Linked DNA regions of Homo sapiens: region 2 is linked to region 1. A link is a loop called in an ENCODE intact Hi-C map of the cell type or tissue named here. Cell type or tissue: B cell. All regions are shown on one strand. Region 1 overlaps RAPGEF1 (Rap guanine nucleotide exchange factor 1). Region 2 overlaps FAM78A (family with sequence similarity 78 member A).

Evidence for each region. A loop is a pair of places that touch in the nucleus more often than their neighbours do. Peaks named below come from ENCODE experiments on the same cell type or tissue, not always from the same donor. Only the 100,000 strongest peaks of a DNase experiment are listed, where the experiment ranks them.
Region 2: a loop joins it to region 1, with 14 times the contacts of the local background. A loop is called at or near these places in 4 of 110 quality-filtered maps.

The regions. Positions count from the first base shown.
Region 1 is chr9:131,732,040-131,734,539 of GRCh38, reverse strand. The region is part of intron 1 of RAPGEF1 (Rap guanine nucleotide exchange factor 1); the gene reads left to right. Among named protein-coding and RNA genes, the nearest start is that of RAPGEF1, 6.8 kb to the left of the region's middle. RefSeq lists silencers at 664-958, 1,335-1,384. In B cell, no CTCF peak of the experiment used is centred here; DNase peaks (open chromatin) are centred at 99, 809 and 1,389; H3K4me3 peaks cover 2,397 bases; H3K27ac peaks cover 2,500 bases.
Region 2 is chr9:131,272,212-131,274,711 of GRCh38, reverse strand. The region is part of intron 1 of FAM78A (family with sequence similarity 78 member A); the gene reads left to right. Among named protein-coding and RNA genes, the nearest start is that of FAM78A, 3.0 kb to the left of the region's middle. RefSeq lists an enhancer at 1,223-1,292. In B cell, no CTCF peak of the experiment used is centred here; DNase peaks (open chromatin) are centred at 281, 831, 851 and 1,038; H3K4me3 peaks cover 2,252 bases; H3K27ac peaks cover 2,500 bases.

The DNA.
Region 1 (2,500 bases):
CACTCACCCGTTTTAACACTTACTGAGTGCCTCCTTGTTGGCAAACACCAAGTGATGCCTCGTGGCAGGGAGCCAGCAGGAACCTGTCCCTGGAGGCCACAGTCCAGGGGTAGAATCAGAACGATCTTGAACATCTCTGCAATTTCCTGTGGTTTTCAGAATGCATTTATAGACTACCTCATTTCATTTCATCCTCACAACAGCCCAGGGGGTGAGGGCAGGGCGGAGTATCCCTCTTTTGCCCCTCAGGGCAGCTAAGGCCCAGGGAAATTTGGTTGTTTGCCCAAGGTCATGCCCTGGAGAAGTGGAATGGGGAACCGGCCCCCTTTCTTGCCTTTATAGAGCACTGGTTAGAGCCTCCCTGGTTGCTGGGGACACAGCTTTCCATCTTAATTCTTCAGGCTTCTCAATCTCTTTTCTGATCTTTGAAAAAAAAGATCTACCAATGAAATTAAGGGAGGCTCACTACAGTCTTTAGACTGCGTCTGATACTCGTAATACTAGTCACATTAACAGTGCTGTAGAGAGATAAGAAATAGCACTAATGCCAGCTAAGTGTGTTTTTAGAAAAATCAACCACAGCAACCCCAAATGTTTCCTGGTCTCCAGAGCAGCTGTTGGCAGAGGCGGTTTGAATGGGATTCCTTGTAGCCAAGAGACCTTATAGGAGGTCTGTAGAGATGAGTCATGTGTGAGCTTGCAGAAAAATGTCTCCCAAAGTAGCCCGGATTGGAGATTGCCTTGAGTGCCAGGCTGGGTCTTACCTCAGGCCAGCTGAGCGTGTTCCCCATGGCCAGGATAAGATCACGCTCTGGAAAGAGGAGAGGCCTGACAACCCACCGCCTGCCCCACCCCGCGGCCGCCTCGCCGCCGGGACAGGTGTTCCTCTGACTCGTCACCCGTCTTGCCCCAAAGGCTGTTTTATGAGTAAATAAATAAAACCCACCGTTTGTGAATTATTAAGGGATCTGTCATCCAGCAGGCCAGTCATCTTAGTTTCTGGTCATCTGTTTGAGAACATCTTAGTTGTGTCCTTGGGTGATTCTTACCCTTTCCTGGGGCTTATTTTCCCCATCAGTGCCAGGAAGGAGTGGGACTCAAAAGGAGCGCTCCTCTGTTTGTGTTTTTAAGCTGTAGCCACTGCCCCCGCCAACCCCGCACCACCCCCCCCCCCGCCCCCGCCCCGGCTTTTTTAAATTTTAAGTTCTGGAATACATGTGCTGAACGTTCAGGTTTGTTACATAGGTATACATGTGCCGTGGCGGTTTGCTGCACCTATCAACCCGTCATCTAGGTTTGAAGCCCCGCATGCGTGACTGCAGGCCCTTTTTTATACATAAGAAGGCCATTAGGTAACCACTAATGGGGAAGCCTCTTTGAATGCAGTCCTTCCTGCTTAGCTGTGGCCGAGGCTCCTCCTTGGACCCTCCACCCCAAACACAATGTGAAAACCCACTTCCTCGATGCTCTCACAGCTGCCTCTACCAAAATCAACTTCCTCTGGGCTCTTTGTGCCTTCTCTTCCTCTAACATATAGTAAATTCCATGGAAATGCCCCAGATCAATGCTTGAGTAGAATGATGTTTCACTCATTCAAAATCAAAGCCCCAGTTTCCTTTCTGCAAGTTAAAAAATCAACAAGTGAAATGTTAAACAGATGATTAGCTCCGTGAGGGAGTGTGTCTACCACTGCGGTGCCATTACGGTGCCTTGAACGCAATAGGTGCTCAGTAAATACTTACTAAAAGAATGAGTGAATTTAGTTAATATTATCATAGAATGAATTTTAGTTTCTGGTTCCAAGTCTCAAATTATCTTTAGACGTAGCTTATTGTGGTTTCAAATTGCCAATTAGGATGTTTCTTGGTACATTAGTAGGACCAATATCTGATCAGTGGTGTGCAGTTAGTTGGGGGTTCTGTGTTTTCCTGTAGTCCTCTGAACACTAATGATGAGGTTAGGATCAAATTCCCAGAACACCACTGGGAGAACGCCAGGACACCGTGAAGGCTGAGCCGCCACTCGGTTCTGATGCCGCATCCATTGGTCAGTGCACGTTCTTTGAGCTTCCACTTGAGTGCACGTTCTTTGAGCTTCCACTTGAGTGCATGTTCTTTGAGCTTCCACTTGTAGTGACTGCCTGGTTCTTTGGGATGTGCAGGAGCAAAGCGCTCTTAGGTAATGCTCGTTCTGCCCTGTGTTTACAAACCAAGGCCTGTGCCAGCTCTACTCAGCCTGACACCCATAATGAGCACCATCCCAGGAATCCCTGTCCCTACTTGTTATTTTTTTTTTTTTCAGTTGGCCTTTGAATGTGATTTAGGACTGGCTTCCTGCAGCATTACTCTCTTTTCCCAGGATGACTGTGCAGCGTGTGCTGTCTAGGGCTGGGGTGCAGGCTGTTGGTGTGCCTCTGGCACCCCCTTCCTTCTTTGTCAAGAGGCATGGGCAGTATTTTCTTGCTACTTCCCCCTCCTCTGTGAGCTAAGGTACAGGGGGG
Region 2 (2,500 bases), 460 kb after region 1:
TCTCATGGGCCACCTGTAAATGAGAGGGGTGGAGGATGGCGGGACACCAAGTCTGGTGGCTTCTCTACTTAATGACTCCAAAGTTCTAAAGGAAACATGAGGATCACAGTAACCCTTAAGTCCAGCGTGTGACAGTGACTGTCCCAAAGAGGTACATGGGGGGCACATCTAGAGGCTCTCACCGGCCCTCTCCACCAGCCTGATTTCTGTGCCAACCCCTTTGTGTCTCAAGAGCAGCTAGTAATCCAGTTCGGGGGAGGGGGTGCTGCCTTTCTGTTCTAAGCAGGGAAACATGATTCTTAGTTATGCAGTGAGGACCTTTTCTAAGAACGCTTAAGCCCAGAAACCTCCTCGGGCTTTGAAGGCATCGGGACAGTTGTAGAAACAAAAGTTTTCCTCGGGGTTTTGGGCTAAGCCTAGTTTCTTCCCTGGAAGGGGTAAGGAAGCCAGTGGGTTCTTCTGAACTTGGAAAGACATGAGCACTCACGGGACTGGATGCTAATGTGGTTGGTGCAACGTGTGGTGGGGAGGCCACAGGCCTGACCCAAGGTACAGACTCCAAGCCTCAGCTTCCCCATCTGTGCACATGGGCTTCCGATGTCTTGTCTAAGACTTGTTCTCCATCTGGTGACCCTGAGTAGGTGTGGGTGATGTGGCTGGAGCTAGGCCTGAGACTGGGACCTGAGACAACCCTGCCCTCCCTGTCGCAGTCCTGGCTTCCTGGTTGGAAGAGCCTCATGCCTTCTTAGGCAGATCTGGGCGGGAGGCCAGGTTCTGCCACTCTCCAGGATGTGGCCCTAGGCAAGTCCCTTTACTGCTCTGACCCTCAGTTTACACATCTGCAAACTGGGGCTGGCAAGAACCCCTTCCCCATGGCTTATTGTGAGAATCACTCAAGCTAACCAAATTCGCCATGCAGTCAGCCCTGCGCCAAGCTGGTGGTGAATACTTACCGCAGGCAGTAATGGGATGGGGATCATCCTTAGCGGTGTTGTGATTGTTACTGTTATTCTATCAGATGTGAGTGGCTAAAACTACAGAATTAGGACAGATGTCAGCCACACCGTGTAGTGAATTTTCTCCCCAGGCCGAGTCTTTCTCTGTCACGTAGGGCCCACTTCCTGAGTTTAAAACTTTTTAAAGCAGTGTAAGGCATGAAGAACTTGCGTTTTAAAGTGGCTCCAGGCCATTTTCCTTGTTCTCTCTCTGCCCCTGATGTTTCTCTTTGCTCCCTCTCGCTCTCGGGACTCCTCTTTTGCTGCAGGGAGCCTCTGTGTCCCACCCAGCTCATTCTCCCTGGGTGCACTGGCTGTGCAATCCCGGTTGGGATACACGGGGACCAGCCCCAGGGACAGGATGGAGTCAGAAGCTTCCTGGGAGGGGCGGCTTGGAGCAGTCGGGCAGAAGGGTCCACGTGTCTTGGCTCCTAGGCCTTGGCCAGGCAGCCCCCGGGGTTCCGTTTGGTGTCCGTCCATGAGGGGGAGAACTTCCCGTAGGCTGCTGTGAGGATTCAGCGAGAGGCCAGTATGGGTGACCGTCCTGTGGCTGAGACGTAGAGGAGGAGGCTGCCGAGTACTTGGTAGTAATCAACAGAATCATCCTAAGGGGCCGAGTTACCAAAGAACAGAGTCCCGGATTCAACCTGCACCCTTGAAGGGCTCATGGAGAAGGCCAGGATGCGGCCTTGCTTTAGCTCCTTGCTGAATGGAAATAGAAGCATTTAGGTGGGATTTAGTTATCTTTTTTTTAATTTTTATTTATTTTTATTTATTTATTTTTGAGACAGAGTCTTATTCTTGTCGCCCAGGCTGGAGTGCAATGGTGCCAATCTTGGCTCACTACAACCTCTGCCTCCCGGGTTCAAGTGATTCTCCGGCTCCAGCCTCCAGAGTAGCTGGGATTACAGGCATGCGCCACCATGCCCAGCTAATTTTTATATTTTTAGTAGAGACGGGGTTTCACCGCGTTGGCCAGGATGGTCTCGAACTCCTGACCTCAGGTGATCTGCCTGCCTTGGCCTCCCAAAGGGCTGGGATTACAGGTGTGAGCCTTGGGTGGGATTTAAAACCCCCTTCCTGTCTCCCCTGCCCCAGGCCTCCTGTGATGACTTCCATTTTCCAAGTTTTTAAGCCTTGTGGCATGAAAAGGAAAGGGAACAGTGGTTGGGGTGACCAGAAACCCCAACCAGCCCAGAATTGTTCCTCTGCTCTGCCTGGCCCAGGGTCAGGTAATTCTGTCTGTGCTGGTGGGGGGTGTCCTGTGCATGGTAGGGGGCTGGGCAGCATCCCTGGCCTCTACCCACTCCATGCCAGGAGCACATCCCCGCAAGCTGTGACAGTCAATAATGTCCCCAGGGAGGGCCTGATGTCCCCAGGAGGGGCTATGAAATCACACCTAGTGGAGAACCACTGGACTTGACCCAGACAATTCACATCCTTAAAATGAAACCCAGGCCCTGTGCTTTAGTGGCCCGGGGAAGGGACAGCTAGGTAGCGAGAGC